Linked DNA regions of Homo sapiens: region 1 is linked to region 2. A link is a loop called in an ENCODE intact Hi-C map of the cell type or tissue named here. Cell type or tissue: Calu3. All regions are shown on one strand. Links, peaks and the distances in the headings refer to the core of each region. The heading gives the core; the rest is flanking DNA.

Region 1 (5,000 bases), core at 1-5,000, 250 kb after region 2:
AGCTGTGGTGTTGAAGCCAGCGTCATGGTCACCCTCAGTGGGGGCAGTGACTGGTCGAACAGGGAGGCTCCTGGGGGCTGAGAATGTTTTGATTTTCATCTAGGTGCTAGTTACACAGGTGTGTTCACACTGTGAAAATTCATCAAGATGTACATTTCTGATTTGTGTGCTTTTCTGTAGGTGTGTTATTTTAATAAAACAATTATGTAATCATTCTCTGAAATCTGCCACTGACAGAGAACTACTATGAACATTTTGGTATATACTTTTCAAACTTCCTAGGTTCTTTCCTTTTAATCATTAAAAAGAATAGTATCAACTATTCAATATACACCAACATTTACTGGCCACCTACTATGTGCCATGAATTGAGGATACGAAGATTGAAGATAAGGCCCCATCCTTGATTATCATACTCTAATTAGAAACAGAGAGAGAGAGATAAAAACTATATTAAATAAAATATGCTAGCCAAGGACACATGTGTTATACGAGAGCTAGGAATAAGGTCCAGTCATGGTGCCGAGTCTGGAATACGCAACTTTTCCACGCAGCTGTCACAGAGAATGAACAGTTTTCCAAACTGACCTAGGTTAGAGAGAGACAAATCACTGCAAATAAACAGCAGGGAAAAAAATATTTCAATAAGACACACCAAAAAATTAATAGTGGTGGTCTTTTTGTGGTAAGACTTACATGACTCATTCATTCACTTAAATAGCTTTTCTGAATTTCCTCATGTTCTCATGAGCGTGTATTTCATCTAGAGTAGAATTTACCATTTTAGATACATAGACTTGAGTTCCAGAATACAGTCTGAGCATGGCGGCAACACTCACCTGGGCTGACACCAGCAGGTGGGTCAGGAGAACGATAAGGAGGATGCCCCACTTTTTCTTCTCACAGCCATCAAAAAATACAATGCCCCAGAATACATGCAGCAAGATAATGACCAGCGTCATGAAAGCTGAAAGAGAGCCGACCATTAGTGTCACTCCTACAGGTATCAGAACCACTGAGGACCCTGGCACTGTGCACGGGCTCTCGGGGTGTCCACCACACCTCAGCAAGAGAGTTTAACACCACCTGACAGAAACAGGGCCTTGACACACTCAAAAAGCAACACTGCGGAACAGGGGACTGACTGCCACAGCTTCTTGTCTAGAATGTAAACCTGTTCAATAAAAGGTCGCCTAAGATCTGGCTTTCAGGCAGCTTCCCTGAGGAATACAATAAAATTACTGTGATGTCCAGCCAGCTTTTTCCCAGTGAGCCTTCTGCACGAGTAAAGAGAGACTTCAATGAAAAGGAGTATCTTCTGTTTAAACAAGGCTCCTCACTAAAGTGGAATTTTTCCTCGGATCCTTTTGAAAAAGAGCAATGGAAAAATATTAAAATCATGGCCAGGCGCTCTGGCTCATGCCTGTAATCCCAGCACTTTGGGAGGCCGAGGCAGGCAGATCACTTGAGTCAGGAGTTTGAGACCAGCTGGCCAACATGGTGAAACCCCAGCTCTACTAAAAATACAAAAATTAGCCAGGCATGGTGGCACATGCCTGTAATCCCAACTATTCGGGAGGCACATGCCTGTAATCCCAACTATTCGGGAGGCTCAGGCAGGAGAATTACTTGAACCCGGGAGGCGGAAGTTGCAGTGAGCTGAGATCATGCCACTGTACTCCAGCCTCGGCAACAGAGCAAAAAAAAAAAAGAAGAAGAAGAAAGAAAAGAAAAATATTTAAAATCACAGTAATTATCTACAATGCTTCTTAGGCAACTGGCACTGAATTTGATCAGCACCACCAGGTTTTTTCTGGGGAACACTACCTCTGTGTGTATGTTGTCTGTGTATCTTGTGTACTGGTTAACAGTCTTTATTTAAAGTGGGCAAGCCCTATATATTCTGCAAAGGTTAACATGGAAAATAAAAAGGCATCTAGATTTCCTCTTTCAGCCACATAATAAGAAATCATTAACACCCACCAGACTGGCAAAAATTCAAGTCTGACAACTCTCTTTCATACTGCTGATAGGAAAACAGTCTAGCATTACAAATTAAAGAGGAATTTGCATTCTCTATTTCACTCCAGCAATTCTGCAGCTAGAGCTAGACTCTGAAGCAATTAGTTCTGAAATTAATAGATCACTGCACCTGGGAACTTGTTAGAACTCCAAATTATGGGGACCCACCCCGCACTTCCTGAATCAGAAACAATGGGGTGGGAGCCCAGCAATCCGTGTTTAAACAGCCCTCCAGGTGATTCTGAGGCACGGTCAAGTTTCAGAGCCATTGCTCTAGAGAAACGTACACATCTGCACAAGGAGCATATATAAGTTTAAGTCAGCACTGTCTGTAATAATGAAATATGTCCATCATTACCAGAATGGATAAATAAATCCTGCTCTATTCACACAATGGAATACTATATGGTCTACGATATAAATTATCTCAAGAATCTAATGTTATGTAGAAAAGAAAACCGTATCGTGAAAAAATGCGTATTATTTCATTGATATGAATTCTAAAACATGCAAAACTAAAAGACGTAACTGTTGTGATGAAAGAAAGCTGTTATATCTGGTGTAAACGTGTAATTATTTCAGTAAACGGTGGTAGATATTTTAACTAAATTAGAAGAGAAACAGTTTCCAAAGTTTTGACGCTATGGCAGATGAAGCTAAAGTGATGTATTTTAACCCCGGTGATGACCCCGGAAAAGGAGGCCTCCCTGGAGAGAGATGCTTGGTGACGGCGGGGAGCTGAGACCGCTGAAGATGCCCAGGAGTGCAGTTTAAGTTTTAAAGTTTTTGTGTCAGAAAAGATCAAGACAGAAACTGACACAAATGGAAACACTGATTTTTTAAAGAAATCATAAGGTGTTCATTTTCTAAGGGTTTTTCAGAATCTAGATGACAATCAAATGTCAAGAGAAAGCAATGACACCATTAAGGTGTCATCTGTTTGGCAGCTTATGTTTGCCATTCTTTCTGAATATTGATGTTACCAGGGCAGCCCTGATGAAATAACCGGGAAAGGTCCTTAGTTCTTGTTTTTGTTTTTTTTTAACTGTTTTTCTTTAGTTCCTTTATCAATAGGCACAGCTGCTTAAAGAAACCAGATGGCTCGAGATGGCACCAGAGCTTCTTGACCCCTGACCAGATACCAGAGGAAGACCTCGCAAAACCAGCACAAACTGGAATAGGTGACTCCTATTTGCATTTAGATCATCAGCATATCTTTACAATGCTAAAACTCCCTCCCCTGAAAGAAAATCCCTGCCATTTCATGCACATATAATATATGAAGGCATATGTTCATGGATAGCACCTTCACGTCTGGAGTCCCATCCCATACATGCTCACATTCCTTTCCCGCCCCACACCTAGTCCCCCTATGCCTTCTACTGCTTGGGGAGAAAGTACATTTAGCACAAGAGCTCACCTTCTCCGTTTTCTGGCCAGGGAATAAAACCCGATTGCCTTTTCCAATTGGATGTTCTTTCTTTGCGACCAATACTGAGTGGGGAAAGAAGTGTTTACCAGGGACACTGAGACACAATTATGCTCCTATAGTCAAGGCCTACAGTTCATTTAAAAATGCTCTCAGGGGCTGGGCGCGATGGCTCACACCTGTAATCCCAGCACTTTGGGAGGCCGAGGCAGGAGTATCACGAGGTCAGGAGATCGAGACCATCCTGGCTAACACGGTAAAACCCCGTCTGTACTAAAAATACAAAAAATTAGCCGGGCGTGGTGGAGGGCACCTGTAGTCCCAGCTGCTCGGGAGGCTGAGGCAGGAGAATGGCGTGAACCTGGGAGGCGGAGCTTGCAGTGAGCCGAGATAGTGCCACTGCACTCCAGCCTGGGTGACAGAGCAAGACTCCATCTCAAAAACAAAACAAAACAAAAACAAAACAACAAAAATTCTCTCATTTACAGGAGTTTCAGTCTCCTCTTGTCCAAAAGAGCATTACTGTGAGTTTTAGGCAAGCATCCTCAAGACATCATTAGCCCTGACTTTCTTCCAAATTCTAGGTCCATATTTCTTGGTCCTTCTTACTAAGAAGTCTGATGGATTGACTTTGCCTCCAAAGTCAAGTCCATACACCTCAGACTAGCATTCAAGGACCTCTACAATCTACACCCCAATTACCTTGACACCATGTTCTCTACTATCTTCAACTGCATCCTATGGAAGAAAACCAGAACTCTTCTTCACTCTGTCTATACCTCTGGTTTTCTTTTTTCTTTTTAAATAGATTATCCCTTTTGTCTGAAGACTCTGCCCCTCAGCACCACCCCTCTCCATTTCACCACATCCGAATCTTACTTTTATTTACAATCCAGTTCAAATGCCACCTCTCCTCCGTAAATTATTTCCTAACACCTACCCTCCTCCTTTTTTTTTTTTTTTACATTCAACACAATCTACTGAGCACCTAGACAGCCTGGCCTGAAGATTATATATATTATCTTTAGAGTCAGATGGTTCTGAGTTAGAATCCCAGCTCCACTGCGTGGCTTTGGACAAGCTATTTAAACTCTCTGAGCTTCCATTTCCTTTATTTTTAAAATGGGGATAATACCACATAGGGCTGTTACAAGGAAAAACAGTGCTTGGCAATCCATATCTTTTTAATATGTGGTAGCTACCGTGTGCTATGGTCTACAGATTCAAAGACAAATAAGCCAGAGTTCTCAGTGAGTTGTACTATCAGGTGAGAAAGTGAGACAGCAGCCAGCAATGACCATTTATATCCAAGTCTCCTGGGTACTTGACTATGTCTTAAAAATGCATTCCTGGCCAGGCACAGTGGCTTACTCCTATAATCCCAGCACCTGGGAGGCTGAGGTGGGTGGACCACTTGAGCCCAGGAGTTCGAAACCAGCTTAGGCAACATAAGAAAACCCTGTCTCTACAACAAATACAAAAATTAGCCAGGCGTGGCAGTGTGCAGCTGTAGTTTCAGCTACTCAGGAGGCTGACGTGGGAGGATTAC
Region 2 (16,069 bases), core at 5,042-10,041:
CACCATCCGGAGTGCAGGGCAGCAGCATGGCTGTGTCCGCCAGCACCCATCTCCAGCAGTGCTGGCAACAGGAACTCTGCTGCTGCGCTGGGCACCAGAGGCAGTGGTGGCCTTACAGGACAGTTCTGTGGGGTGACTGTGACTGCGGTGCTGCTGCCTCGGACTCCAGACCTGATTTTTCACTCACCCAGTATGATTAGCTCACCAATAGCCCTGCAGTAAATTCCTTTGCTGCCTAAATCAGCCAAAGGCAATTTCTACAGCCTGCAACTCAACCCTGCATGACATGAATGCATCAAGTACTACTAACTCTTCTCTTAACTCATACACATGTATTTTTTCTACTGTTTCACTGCTGTCCCCTCTGACCTGATTACTGTAGAGTGCAAAGCCTCCTTGAATGCAGGCACTTTCAACTCATCCTAGATGCTGCTCAACTCATCCTAGATGCTGCTGTGAGGGAAACTCCCTTCAAACACCACTTGTAGTGACGTCATTCCAGCCCTGCTCCACGCCTGGCTTTCCAGTTTCCCTGCACTGTGACTCTCGCCCTACTGCCCATTATTCTGACATGTTCAGTCCTACTCTCCCTCAGCCACCAAGGCAGGAAAGTGTCTGATCACCCCTTCAGAATGAGTGAGAATGGGAGTGTGTGGAAGTGGAGGAGGCAGACAGAGAAAACATTAAATATATAAGGAGTACGAGTCACAGTCCTTCTGAAAAAGAGCTGTAAAGTTATGAAAAATGTGCTCACTACAATTGTCATAATGAAAGATCTTCTGAACCACAAATAAGGGAGGTCTACACCAAATGAGGATACAGGATTGGTTCTTAATGAGCACTTGTCCGTTTTCTTCCCCCCCTCTCCGTATCAACCAAAAATTGACTTTATTCCCCCACAACTAATCTGTTGACTACAAATTAATTTCAGTATCCAAGACAGGTTTACCTAACACTGTCGGACAAATCAACTCACATGGACTAATGAGATTCATAGTCATCTACACCTAGAACTGCACTTCATATCTAGATGCCAATTCTAGAATGCCCAAATCTGCAGAGTCAATAAGTAGAATGCTAAATTTATCCCTCCTGTTACGGTAAATAAAGGAATCCCAACAATTTTTTTTTTTTTTTTTGAGATGGAGTCTCGCCCTGTCACCTAGGCTGGAGGGCAGTGGCGCGATCTCGGCTCACCGCAACCTCTGCCTCTTGGGTTCAAGCGATTCTCCTGCCTCAGCCTCCCGAGTAGCTGGGATTACAGGTACCCGCCACCATGCCCGGCTAATTTTTGTATATTTAGTAGAGATGGGGTTTCACCATGTTGACCAGGCTGGTCTTGACTGACCTCAGGTGATCCACCCGCCTCAGCATCCCAAAGTGCTGGGATAACAGGCGTGAGCCACCACACCCGGCCGGAATTCCAACAATTATTAAGATTGCTAACTAGATATTTAAACACAATTTTTAGAAGATTTTTTTTAAGGCATGTGCCTGTTAGCTCACTTAGTACAATGGAAACCACCAGTGAAAGTAATTTGTTTTGTAACTCAAAGCCAGAAAGGACATACTCTTATAACTCACACATTGTTATCCCCTTGGCTCCTGGTGTGGTATGTCCGCCTTCCTGCTGTTTTCCCATTCCTTAACTCCACGGCGGGCAGTTCTTTGAAATAACAGCAAAACTGCTCAATGTTACTATTTTAAAAGGAAGGGAAAAATATTTTAAAAAGAAAAGAATAGGACTGTAAAGAAAGTTGATGAAGCCTACATATACATTTTGAAACTGCCATTTTTCAATTGTCTCATTTAAACTGTACTCAGTGCAATCTCTTGCATTCAGATTCTTCATTATGATTTTTCCTTCTCTCTAAGAAAACAGTATAGACAGATGACTTTGTAAAAAAACAAAAACAAAAAACAAAGAGCTGAAAACAAAATCTCTTTTCAAAAAAATCCCCAATTCTCCCTCCAGCTATAGGTAGTCACCATTTCTTTCTTTTCGGTTGCTTGTTTCCAGTTATTCAATAATTTCCTCAAATAAAAACAAACCATGAAACCGACCATATTATTTTGATACACTATACAGAATCCTAAGGAGAATTCAGTAGTAATTATAATTTCCTCTTTGAGCAAGAAGAGATAAGCTAAGAGGCAGTGCCTTCCAGGAGAGATCAAATATGCCTTCTGCTTCTTATCAGCAATGTAACCTTGGGAAGATCATTTATTCTGGCCTTTGATGTCTCATTAAAATCTAAAAGTATGCAACTTTCAAAATAATTTATTCTACAAAACTTAAGTCAGCCTTGTTGACTATTTTATTTTTACTACTTGTCTCATATTTTGAAGACATCTCATCTTATGACCTTGATTAACCCATTTATGCCTAGTGTTCCATTATTGGAACGCTAAGCTTCTGGGAGTTATTTATATCTTACTGATCGAGGTCATCACCAACGTCTGATTTTTCATACAGAAAAATTGCAACCTCTGACATAAATGGGTTAAAACTTAACTAATGACTGAAATAAGCTCTCTGAACAAGGCTCTCTGTAACCCAGGGGTCTGCAAACTGTAGCCCACAGGCCAAATCTAGCCCTCCACCAGGCAGCTCTTAAAGCGAGTTTTAAATTTTTAAAGTGTTGTTTTATTTAATTAATTAATTAATTTATTTATTTTTGAGACAGGGTCTCGCTTTGTCACCCAGGCTGGAGTGTAGTGGCGCCATCTTGGCTCACTGCAACTTCCACCTCCTGGGTTCAAGCGATTCTCCTGCCTCAGCCTCCCAAGCAGCTGGGACTAGAGGCGCATGCCACCACGCCCAGCTAATTTTTGTATTTTTAGTAGAGATGGGGTTTCACTATGTTGGCCAGGCTGGTCTCAAACTCCTGACTTTAGGTGATCTGCCCGCCTCAGCCTCCCAAAGTGCTGGTGGGATTACAGGCCTGAGCCACTGCACCTGGCCCTAAAGTGTTGTTTTAATAAAGAGCGGGGGGGTGGGGGATATCTGAGAGAGACTGTAGCCTGAAATACTAAAATGTTTACTATCAGGCCTTTCACAGAAAAAGTTTGCTGACCTCAGTTCTAGCCTATTCAAAAAGCAACCGGAAATAACCGCAAACAACTATTCACTGCAGGACACTGCTCTAAGTACTTTAGACAAATTACATTATTCAATCTTCCCAACTACCCCATGAGGTAGGAACTACTGTCCCCAATTTTACTGATGAGGAAACAAAAGCACAGGAAATTAAGGTATCTTGCTCCAAACCATATGACTAGAGTTAGTGGCAGACGAGATAGGGAGCCAGAGCCCGTGCTCTTAACCTTTAATGTCAGACACTTAAGCTCTGACTGTAGCGTTACCTGAGTGACTGAAGGATGGCATTCATGAAACATGTGTTCCCCAAATTCCGAAGGCCTGTGGCACAAATGGCAGTGGTGCTTCCCTGTAAGTGGTGCAAGAAGAGGCCATCAGTAATGCCAAGGGAAGGCCAACTGTTTCAAACATCAAAGCTAAGGAAAGGCCTCTGAAATCTAGCACCAAGCCAATTTGGAATTGGTCCTTTTCTGTCCAATGAATATTTCAAACAAACTCTCTAGTCTCTGTATAAATGTCTGGATATTTTTAGAAGGCTGTTTCTGATCCTGGGATTGTTCTAAATAGAAGTATCTTATTGAAAGCTTATGAGGAAATCACCATTAATGAGTACCATGGAGTACACAATGCAAAAAACAGGAAATCCTTAAAATAACATTTAAGACTTAATGCCTTTTTAAGATTCTATAAAAACTAAGAGAAATGGAAAAAATATAAATATATACACCCCAAGTATTTTTGTCCCCAAACTTTTAACTCTAAGCCATACATAAACGACCAATACACGTTTTCCTAACAATGGGATATGAATCTTGAAAAGCTGCCTGAGGCCAGGCGCCTCAAGACAGGCCGCCAACATGGCGAAACTCCGTCTCTACTAAAAATACAAAAAGGCTGGGTGTGGTGGCTCATGCCTGTACTCCTAGCACTTTGGGAAGCTGAGGTGGGTGGATTGCCTGAGCTCAGGAGTTCGAGACCAGCCTGAGCAACACGGTGAAACTCCGTCTCTACTAAAACAGAAAAAGTTAGCCGGGCGTGGTGGCGTGTGCCTGTAATCCCAGCTACTTGGGAGGTTGAGGCAGGAGAATTGCTTGAACCCAGGAGGCTGAGGTTGCAATGGGCCAAGATTGTGCCACTGCACTCCAGCCTGGGTGACAGAGTGAGACTCCATCTCAAAAAAAAAAAACAAAAACAAAAACAAAATAAAAGTACAAAAATTAGCCAGGCGTGGTGGTGTACACCTGTTGTCCCACCCCCTTGGGAGGCTGTGGCAGGAGAATCACTTCAGCCTGGGAGGCAGAGGTTCCAGTGAGCCGAGACTGCGCCACTGTACTCCAGCCTGGGCTACGGAGTGGGACTCCATCTCAAAAAAAGGAAAAGCCGCCTGAAGCTAAAGACTTAGTCTTAAAAACAAAGGCTGGGTTTTCTGATGACGAAGGAGTGTGAGCAAGTATTAAGAGTGAACTGTTTTCTAGGGAAGAGGAGCACAGCAGTAACGCTGATGGGAAGAAGGTGCTGACAGATGGACTCACTGGGGTCACGGCAACAATCGACAGTACAGGTGGCAAACATTGTGTAAAATACTCCAAATCCAAGACACACATTTATAAAAGTCTGTAACAGGTAACATTACATGTTAGAGTTGTAACAAAACAGTGATTAAATCTCAACTAACTCTTATATTTGAATAAATTTTAATTACTTACATTTACTTTTAATAACTTGCTGTTTAGTGTTGAGTTTTCCAAAAGTTTTCTTTTCTTATGCCTGTCAGCTGTGAAAGCTGAGCTATTAAAACACAAACAGATAGTGAAAAAGTTATTAATATATGCATGCTACACCACAGGTGAAAGAATAAACTCCAGCTGCCCTCAACACCTAGGGCATGGAGACCTCCCTGACTGCTTCGTCAGGCCTACTGGGGCCCACACGTATTTGAAGTTAACCGAGGAGCTCTACTTCCTTGGAAATCCCCATTGCTCCTCCAGCAGAGGTGGGCTGGACACTGCTCCTGGCAAAGCTGGCCGGGAAGATGCAGCCCGTGGGACACTCCCCACCACCACTCTCACAGTCTGACTGACTGCGAAGCTTCACAGACCAGAAGGTTCATTCCTCACAAGAAAAGGAAAACCCTGGTCTGATACTACTGTTCTGAAATTTAACAGTAAGTCTCCATATGCTATTTCTTTCTTAATTTCAATAAAGATGCCATGTTTTGCTCATTTGTCTTAATAGATGATGATATGATCTGAGTTTGAGGAATGATAAATAAGTTACAGGAATACAGGCACATGTACATTCATTAGATGCAGCTACGCTCCAAAGGACATTCTAAAACACATCCTTATTAGTGAGGAAATTCTGAATTAAAATCACTCAAAATTTTTCTTGATGTAAGAAATATTTTGCTTAAAATTTATCAGAAAGTTATTTCTATTTTCAAAAGGTCACTTTAAAATTTTATGTCTCAGGCAAATTAATCTAAAGGAAGTAAAAATTATGGTTAAACAACACAGACTTTTAAGGCCGCCAATTCTCTCCCACCTTCTAAAAGTACCCAGTTCATCCAAAGTAAATAATTATTTTTTTCTTACAGAATTTCCACATGAATTATGTCTTTGAAACATCAGAACTAGTGACAGTTGCTTCAAACCTCAAAATGTTCTTCAGAACTGTGTGTCTCTCTCTTACAGTACTGGTAGCCACAAGATGAAGAGACCAATTCCATACTCTATAGTGTTCAACTATTCCTTCACAAATTCTGTGAAGTGGGGAAGGTAAACCACAAGCATAGTATATATGCTCTTTATGACAATGCCTAAGAGTTCATTTTCAGTTGTAACCTATATAAATAAGGCATTTCACCTTTTAAAAATGTAAGTTACTAAATTTTATCCTCAGTGACTCTCAAAATGCAGAATCTTCTAGATCCATGCTATCTAATATAGTAGCCACTCACTCCATGTGGCTATTTAAATTAATTAAACTTGAAGTTTAAAATTCAGTGTCTCAGTTGCACTAGCCACTTTTCAAGTATGGCTAGTGTTACCATATTAGAGTGGATGGAGAACATTTCTGTCACTGCAGAAAGTTCTGCTGGACAGTGCTGCTCCACGGGGCATGCGGAATAGTCGAAAGTTAAGTAAAACACAAATATGATCGTAGTTTCTAAATTCCACTACAGATTAAACCAATGTTTGCAAAACACAAAAATGAATCTAGGTAATGTTTTTCAACATAGGAAATGGGCTGTAAGGTAGATTTTTCATGGAGCCAAGCAGACATGTAGACAGGTGGTCTGTGACACCTTTCATCTGATGAAGTGATCAATGGAAAGAAAAGATTTTTTAACTGTATAAATGCATGCAGGTTCTCAAATGCCCTCTTTTCCCTTTGACTTAGTTCTGATTATTTCAGACTGAGAGGGTGAAGGACATCACCACACCAAAGAGTGATACTACATACATTCCTTCAGGAATCTCAGACTTCATGTTTATTGTGAACAGTTTCAGAGAAAATTAAATATTTTGGATCTGTGTGTATCTGTCTCTAATCCTAGATAGGACTCATCAAATTAGAAGAGAAGTACTCTGAAAAAGAGCCAAAAGATGACAAACCAAGAAGTACTTAAACCTGAAGTACTTTAATTGGTTTAGATTTAAAGAAATCATTATTCTTCCAGTATTGGCTTTATCATCTAGTTAGTCAATGAGACATACATAATGTCTGTGGTTTTAACAAACACTACACAGTACTGCCCTCAAAGAAGTTAGGTTATTTCTTTTCAGTATGCAATTTTCAAACATTCTATGGGCTTTACACTTAAGTTTGCTAAGGGACTCCTGCTTTGTGGATGTTTTCACAATACCTTCTACACATCAACTGCCAAAATAAATTAGATGGCGCTTAATGATTTGGTGTGATGTACAGAGATTTCACTTGAGTCAGCAGTCATTCCAGAGCCATGCTTCTATCCACTGTAGCTTCAAAGGCATGGCTAGCTGGGTTTCTGTTTATTGCTTCAATTTCGGGTCCAGTGAGTTTTATCTAACTATTTGACTATACCAATAAAAGTCTGTTCACATATAAATAGTTTCATTTCTTTATGATGACAAAGTATTCATAGCTCCTTGTAATGTCAACTGATATTTAACTGCCCCTAACAAGCAAGGAAGAAACTAGGATCCTGTGCCACTGTATAGATGCAAAGTGGACAATATGTTCATTAAACCTAATTTCCCTTAAAAATGATGCATAAATCATAGTGCTTCCTAGTAGACCTCATAATACATTTGACAGGGGTTTTCTATTATCAAAAGTAACTCTATGATGATTTCACACCTTTTTCTGCCCTTTTCTTGTACCCTCAAAATAAATTGAGTAGCTTATAAATTGTTGGGTAATATTTTTTAAAGAGGCTCTTGGGACCTTGGATATGGTTTATGACAAATATTAAATAAAATAAATGCACAGCTATGACCATTAACTATGGGCCAAGTTTTAGCTATCCAAAGCCAAGGTTTATTTTATTAACATTTCAATCATATTATAAACATGAAGTTATTAAACTCATCAACAAAAACCCCACTCAAAAATTCTAAAAGACTCCTCAACCCCATTCTTAGGCCCTTCTTTTTCCAAAGGCCTATTACTTACTTTTCCAAGTTCTGTAAGTGTTCTCTGACTTTCTGTACCAGTCCCAGCTTGGTGTCATTAACCACAAAATCATCACAGCGATAACTGCAAGGAAAATATTAATCAATGTGTGTAAAGAGCTTGAGGAAACCACAGTAATGAAATCACTAAAAGGTCTGGCTGTTGCCAAGATGATCACATGGCTCTGCAGGCAGTTACTGCTGGTGGTAAGTTTAAAGAGGACCTGGAATTCACAATGGAATGTTTTTCAAGAGTCTTTTTTAAAAGCCACGTAGGCAATGAACATGAGCTTCTTTTCACGTTTTTTACTCAAAAGCTCTTCAATTCCTCCTTTGAAAATGAAATAAGCTGCTACATGTGTTACATTCTTTTTAGTGGTGCCTAATACATGGAAAATGAAATAAAAAGCACCGAGTCTTTTCATGTAGCATTAAGCCTAAAGCTTTAAGTTGACACTTCCCAACCCAAATTAATGGGGAATTGGGGGAAGGAGAGATTTAAGTGAAAAGCAGGGAAGAGGTAATTAACCTGTAGGGATATCTGAATAGAAAAACTAAAGTTAAAGCTGCACATTTTAAACATAATTTAATTAAAATAGCTTGAATTCAGATGAGCTGAGAAGAATGCTCTTTCACTCTGAGGCACTACAAAACAAAAGTATAAAATAGTGGCTATATCATTCAGGCAACTGATAAGTGCTTTGAAGAAAAATATTTAAGCTATATTTAAAAACCGATACTCTGTGTGTTTTATAAGTCAAAAAGCAAATAATGTAAGAAATCACACATAATATAAACTTTAACTTGTTCACATTAGCATTTAATTTTTTCCTGGGATAAGGCCAATTTTAACAAAAACAATTTACAAGCTGGCACTAAGATATTATTTTGAATATGCTTTGCATGAAACCATTTGTTATTACTATCAAAGAATAATAAAAATAACACTGCCATTCTGAGCAAACAAAACTTTGAAAGCACAGCAGTTAGTAAAAATTAGGTCATCTCTAGCAGATTCCAAAAACATATCTGAAAACCATTTTATTAAAAAGAGGGAGAAAGAAAGAGAGAGAAAGGGGTGGGGAAAAGTAATTTTAGAAGATTACACAAAAAAGCATGCTTGTGTCTTTTATTCAGAGAAATGAAAATTTTAAGTGAATGCTTCTCAAAACTGTCACTACAATGTTATATATGTAATTATTTAACACACACTCTCATTAACTGATCACCCAGGCAGTCAATCAAGATTTCTCTAACATATTCTCCGAGCGTCTAAAGTCAATTCCCAACATTTCCACAAAGAGCAAAAGCAGTCTTTTATATCCTGGACCATTTTCTATTATCAAAGTACTACCAGCAGGAGAAAAAATTCTTCATTGGTCCTATAACAACTACATAAAGAAATTAAATTAGTGAAAAGTTTTAATTTTTTGCTCCTTCTCGGCATAAATATTAAGAGGATAAGATCTACTTTGTCTGTAAATTTGGGCTTAGGGCATTTGGTACCTCTATAAACCTTAAGCATTCACTGAAGAATGAAATTGTATTGCTACTCTACTCGAATTTCTGCTTACATTTTTATTTTATGTTTGCATAAATTTATGCATGTAGTTTGAATAAAACAATCCTCAGTGTCCAAAACTCGAAATGCTAGCATTTATCTGGAAAGTGAAGTCTTAAGAGCAAACTCAGATCACTTTTTCTATATTTACACGATGCCATTAATATCTAATTGAAAACTGAACCTCTAACTGCCACAAATAAGTGGTTGTTTAAACAAATAAATTATTTCAAAGTAAATTAAATAACTGATTTATTTCTTATTAAGGTAATCCTTTCTGGTATAACATGAAGTCAGCCTTGGTCATAAAATTACGTTTGTTAAAGTACAGACTCATTTACGGACTTGCTCTGTTCTTCCAGGCCAGTTGGGTCCAGCAGCTTTGCCTCTCTACCCTTTTATCACCAAAGTAAGTTGATCTAGACTCCAGAGCTGTGCAAATGTGGCTACTGCAACTGAGGAATACAATTTTTATTTTTAAAACTTTTAATTAATATAAATTCTTAATAACTGAAGCAGTGTAAAATCTTTTACCATTAAGCACAATGTTATAGTTTGGTAGGATTGTCTTTTGCTTTTATTATTAAATTGTGCAAGATATGTGGGAGTGCACAGCTGGGTAAACATGTCATTTCTAGCATTACCCAAAAGCGTATCACCAATCTAGTTTGTATCAACAGAATGAGTCAGTTCAAGTGATTTTTCTATGATTTTTCTATGCAACAATGTAGCATTGTAATTGTTTATTTGAACATTTTATGCAGATACCATGAGTTATGGTGACCTATGTAAATCATAATTGGCAATTAAATTAAAATACTTATTTTAATTATTTTATAATTAAATTTTTTTAGCTTAAAAATTAAAAATAGAAAAATTTTTACTTTCAAATGCAGGTATACTGCTGAGAAAGAATCAAATGAAAAGAAAAAAGACTCAACAAGGTATGTCACAAATTTCACAAAGAATGGCAATTGCGATTTGCTGCAGCAGAGCAAAGTTAAAAAGCTGCTGGGTAAAAAAAGAGTTTTAAGATAATAAACAACAGTTAAGAGACATTTTCAGCAAATGCATTTCAATTTAATATGAACTGGCTTCAGTCAAAAAATAATTGATAAAATTAGTCACAATCAGTGAAATCAGAATTAAATGTAAAACAAAAACATTCCTGAAGATTTTACAGAACTTGAGCTTGTAAGTGGCCAGCTATAAAACAGCTTGGATTATTTTTTTCTTTATTTTTTAAAAATACAGCCAGGGTATTCTGTTTCCCAGCCTGGTCTCAAATTCCTGGCCTCAAGCGATCCTCCCACCTCAGCCTCCCAAAGTGCTGAGATTACAGGTGTGAGCCACCGCGCCTGACTAGTTCAGATTCTTGTTCAATGTAGAAAACAATTTTAAGGTGATGAGATGAAAAATTAAATTATTTCAGTTAAGGAAATTATATTTTTAAATTATGAGGAAAAAAGTTAAAAAGATATTTTACGGAAAGTGAAAAATCTTTGAGACACCAAGCAACTGTCAGTGAATAAAAGTCCCTTCTAACAATATTAAAGACCAATTAAGTCAGCATTTGAAAAGTTACAAGTATTTTTAGCTTTAGATGAATTTTAGAAGAGATAATGCCTAATTAATACTATGGGTATATTTGTCTCAAATGACCTTCAAATTTACAGAGAAATGTCTTCATCTATTTGCAGCCTTAAATTTAAAAACTGATCTTATGTTGTAGATATTTTTGAATTCTCTACATCTGTAACTCTCAGCTAGATATAAAAAAGTCAGTTTCCAGCAAGACAGTGTTCCAACATCAGTATTTGTTGGATTTATTTCTCTTATTTTTTCTGCTGTGGGAAACACAATGCAAATATTTGTGCCCTAAGGCAGACTGTATCATGGAAGCAGCTATTAAAATTGTTCAGGCCGGGCATGGTGGCTTATCCCTGTAATCCCAGCACTTTGGGAGGCCGAGCTGGGTGGATCACAAGGTAAAGAGATCAAGACCATTCTGGCCAACATGGTGAAACCCTCTCTCTTCTAAAAATACAAAAATTAGCTTGGCGTGGTGGCACACGCCTGTAGTTCCAGCTACTCAGGAGGCTGAGGCAGGAGAATCGCTTGAACCAAGGAGGCGGAGGTTGCAGTGAGCTGAGATCATGCCACTGCACTCCAGTGCACTCCAGCCTGGCAAAAGAGCTAGACTACGTCTCAAAAAGACCCAAAAATTGTTCAGTACATATGCACAAATGCTCTAAATCATCACCAGTTTATGGAACTGTTAAAAGAAATAGAAGACAGTGAATTTAATGACCACATTATTAGCTAATGTTGGTTGCTTGAGTCAAGGAAGAGTTTTGCAAAGATTTACAATTCTGTTAACTCTAATTCAGATTTTCTCAAAACAAAAGAAATGCTTGCCAATATTCGACAATCAAAGAGTAAACCAGGAATAGATTTTTAGAAATCTCAGTGTGATTTACATTGTTACCCCTATATCACAATGCATATCAATTAGCTAGATTTGAAGATCCAAGGAGAGAAAAAGCTTATTCATGACCTAGCTAGACAGGTATAACAATTTACGTTAAAATTGAAGATTTTTATAATACAAATCAATGATCGTACACATTTTTCAACATGAATTAACATGCAGCAGCCCAGCACTGTGTAAAGTGGCTGCAAAACCTATGAAAAAAAATACAACAAACGCTTTGTTGATTTGGATAAACTTAGAGTTGATTTTCGATTTATATGATGCCCCTCTGAATTTGACGTTGATAATAAGAAGTTTTCACAAGTGTTAGTGGACTTATTAACCTGCATGGATATTTTGACAGTGCTGCACTTCTTCTGAGTCAAATCAATTATTCTTAAAAGAGTAATTTTTCTCAATACAGATACAAATACTGGAGAAAAACTGTTTGGTACTCCATTTATTGGAAAACAATGTTTAAAACAGTGTGAATCTACTTTTTTAACTGCAATTTTTATGAATCTAAATACAGATCAAATATTTTTTATCAAAACTTCACGAGTTGAGATGTACTTAAAATTGTAAAATACACAATGGATTTCAAGGATTTCATATAAAAAAGTGCAAACTATCTCTAATAATTTTACATTGATTACATGTTGACACAGTATTTCTGATATACTGGGTTAAAAAAATGTACAATCAAAAGTAATTTCACCTGTTTCTTTTTGCTTTTTTAATATGGCTACTAAAATATTTTAAATTACATATGTGACTTGAATTATTTCTCTTTTATATAACACTGCTAATGTAGGGAATCTAAGATACTACCTGCTCCAAAATTCTATAATACTAGCATAAAGAGATAATAAATTAACTTTATTGAACTATAAGAACTCAATTTTATAGTCGGGCGTGGTGGCATGTGTCTGTAATCCCAGCTACTCAGGAGGTTGAGGCATGAGAATTGCCTGAACCCGGGAGACAGAGGTTGCAGTGAGCAGAGATCATGCCACTCCACTAGGCAATAAAGTCAGACTCTTGTCTCAAAAAAAGAAAGAAAAAAGAACTCAATTTTAGGCCAGCCTGGGCAACATAGCAAGACTCCATCTTTATGAAAATTAAAAAATAAAAAATTCCCTGGGCAAGGTGGCTCACGCCTATAATCCCAGCACTTTGGGAGGCCAAGGTGGGTGGATCACCTGAGGTCAGGAGTTCGCGATCAGCCTGACCAACATGGTGAAACCCTGTCTCTACTAAAAAAATACAAAAATTAGCCAGGAGTTGTAGCGTGTGCCTGTAATCCCAGCTACTCGGGAAGCTGAGGCAGGAGAATCGCTTGAACCTAGGAGGCGGAGGCTGCAGTAAGCTGAGATCGTGCTACTGCACTCCAGCCTGGGCAACAGAGTGAGACTCTGTCCCCCCCCAAAAAAAACAAAGCAAAAATAAAATAATAAATAAATAAATAGCCAAGCATGATGGTGTGCACCTGTAATGCCTCCCAGCTCCTTGGGAGGCTGAGGTGGGAAGATCACTTGAACTCAGGAGTTGGAGGCTGCAGTGAGCTGTGATCACATCACTACACTCCAGCTGGGTGACAGAGACCCTGTCTCTAAGATTTTTTTTTAGTTTTTTGTAACTATATTTATTTTTTTGAGACAGGGTCTCATTCTGTCACCCAGGCTGGATTGCAGTGGCCCCATCTCAGCTCACTGCAACCTCCGTCTCCCTGGCTCAAGTGATCCTCCCACCTCAGCCTCCCAAGTAGTTGGGACTGCAGGCACGCTACCATGCTTGGCTAATTGTTTAACTCTGCTTCCCAAAGTGCTGGGCTTACAGGCATGAGCCACTATATGCCTCTCTCTATGCCTCTCTCTCTCTCTCTCTCTCTCTCTCTCTATGCCTCTCTCTCTCTCTCTCCCTCCCTCCCTCTCTCTCTCTCTCTCTCTATGCCTCTCTCTATGCCTCTCTCTCTCTCTCTCTCTCTCTCTCTCTCTCTCTCTCCCTCCCTCCCTCCCTCCCTCTCTCTCTCTCTCTCTCTCTATTGAGACAGGGTCTTGCTCTGCAGCAATGCTATCACAGATCACAGCTCACTGCAGCCTTGACCTCCTGGACTCAAGCGATCCTCCTGCCTCAGCCTACCAAGTAGCTGTGACTACACGCATGAGCGACCATGCCTGGCTATTTTTTTTTACTTTTGTAGTGGCAGGGTCTCACTATGTTGCCCTGGCTGGTCTCAAATTCCTGAGCTCAAGCAATCCTCCCACCTCAGCCTTCCAAAATGCTAGGATTACAAGACTGAGCCACTATGCCCGGCCATAACTCAATTTTATTTTGGCTGGATTTGTTTTTCACTGGTTTAAAAATTTTTTTTTTAGGTTTTTACAACTATCTCTATTTCTCAAGAGCCAATTCTAGGTGTTCCTATAGTCAGTCACTAAGAGGGACATTTATTTCAAGAATGTAACTTTCGTTTTTCTACTGTTTGAATTTCATATTATACAAGTTGTATATATTACTATGATTGTTGTTACCGCTATTCTTTAAGGAAAACAGCTGCTTCCACAGGTCAAAACTTCTAAGGTGAGAGTGCCTGTCAACGTGGCAGAGGATTAGTAAATGTTAGTTTCCTTCCTCTGTGTAACTAGCCTCACAGCACATTCCTCTCTAGCTACCTAGATTCCCCTGGTTTGATTTCTTTTTCCTCTGTGGTCAGAGGTCAAAAGAAAATAAGTAGCAAAGGTGGCAAATAAATGAAAATGTAAATGTTACCGGGTTGCTTTAGTCTTCAGATGAGACACAGCTTTCAAACTGGAAATTGTCCCACTAATATTGGTGTTTAAAAAGGCAAACAGATTGGCTGGACGCGGTGGCTCACGCCTGTAATCCCATCACTTTGGGAGTCCAAGGTGGGCAGATCACGAGGTCAGGAGACTGAGACCATCCTGGCTAACATGGTGAAACCCCGTCTCTACTAAAAATACCCCCCACCCAAAAAATTAGCCGGGCATGGTGGCGGGCACCTGTAGTCCCAGCTACTCGGGAGGCTGAGGCAGGAGAATGGCGTGAACCCGGGAGGTGGAGCTTGCAGTGAGCTGAGATCAGGCCACTGCATTCCAGCCTGGGCGACAGAGCAAGACTCCATCTCACAAAAAATAAAATAAAATAAAATAAAGGCAAACAGATGGATTTAAAAGTTCTAAAAATCTTTTCTTGATTCGCTACAGTTGTATTGAAGCTTTTTGGTCAGAATTATGCATACCTCAGACACTGGGAAAAAAATTTAGTCACTCTTCTTAATTTTCCCTTCAAGAAGATTATGCCAGAATAAGTGGTACAAAAAAGTACGTAACTCATAGGTTGTGTTTCAAAAACGTGTAGATTGGTCCTCTGAAGCCTAGAATGCATATCCTGCTTTGAAATAAATGTTACAAAACACAGTTAAACGTTCTAGGTAGAAATACATGTTTCCCAAAATGTAGCTGAAATCCATAGTATTTGAAAAAGCTCGATTTCTCCTTTCTTATTTATATACTACTGGCACTGAGAAACTGACAGGAGAGGCCTAGGCAGGATTCAGATAATCTGACTGGCCTCTAGGAGAGGAGGTCCAGGCTCAGCATCTTCATATACACAGGACTTCATGTAATAAACAGAAGTCAGGAACTACCTACATTATATGACCAAGTTTTAGGCTATAAAATTTATACCTAAGCAAGTTTTTACTTACTGATTTTAAATGACTCTTCAAGAAAAGATGAGCTCTACTGTTTTTTTTTTTTTTTTTTTTTTTTTGAGACAAGGTCTGGCTCTGTCACCCAGGCTGGAGTGCAATGGCGTGATCTCAACTCACTGTAACCTCCGTCTCCTGGGCTCAAGCCATACTCCTACCTCAGCCTCCCGAGTAGCTGAGACTACAGACACGTGCCACCATGCCCAGCTAGTTTTTGTATTTTTAGTAGAGATGGGTTTTCGCCATGTTGCTCAGGCTAGTCTCGAACTCTTGGGCTCAAAGCCATCCGCCCGCCTTAGCCTCCCAATGTGCTGGGATTACAGTTGTGAGCTACCGTGCCTGGCCTAAAGATAAGCTCTACTTCTGACGGACTTTTTGTCAGATAAGGACTATATTTAATAGAAAGAAAGCAGTATTTACGAAAAAGTAAGTACACTGAACATTAAAAAAAAACAAAATACTTGAAAATTGTACTAGGGTACATATTAGAGATGTTAGATAAGGAAATAGGATATAAAAAAGGAAGGTAAGAAGAATATTGGTGTCT

Evidence for each region. Hi-C counts contacts between places; a loop is a spot of excess contacts. Peaks named below come from ENCODE experiments on the same cell type or tissue, not always from the same donor. Only the 100,000 strongest peaks of a DNase experiment are listed, where the experiment ranks them.
Region 1: it touches region 2 in a loop (2.5-fold over the local background); 1 of 110 quality-filtered maps calls a loop at or near these places.

Annotation. Positions count from the first base shown.
Region 1 is chr15:63,298,312-63,303,311 of GRCh38, reverse strand. APH1B (aph-1B gamma-secretase subunit) reads right to left here. Exons shown (of 6, transcript NM_031301.4): 5 at 840-967. Among named protein-coding and RNA genes, the nearest start is that of APH1B, 23 kb to the right of the region's middle. In Calu3, for the core only: no CTCF peak of the experiment used is centred there; a DNase peak (open chromatin) is centred at 1,991.
Region 2 is chr15:63,545,486-63,561,554 of GRCh38, reverse strand. It overlaps USP3 (ubiquitin specific peptidase 3), which reads right to left. Exons shown (of 15, transcript NM_006537.4): 4 at 7,757-7,840; 5 at 4,807-4,888; 6 at 3,367-3,449; 7 at 1,585-1,698. Among named protein-coding and RNA genes, the nearest start is that of FBXL22, 44 kb to the left of the region's middle. RefSeq lists an enhancer at 1,317-1,870. In Calu3, for the core only: no CTCF peak of the experiment used is centred there; a DNase peak (open chromatin) is centred at 7,914.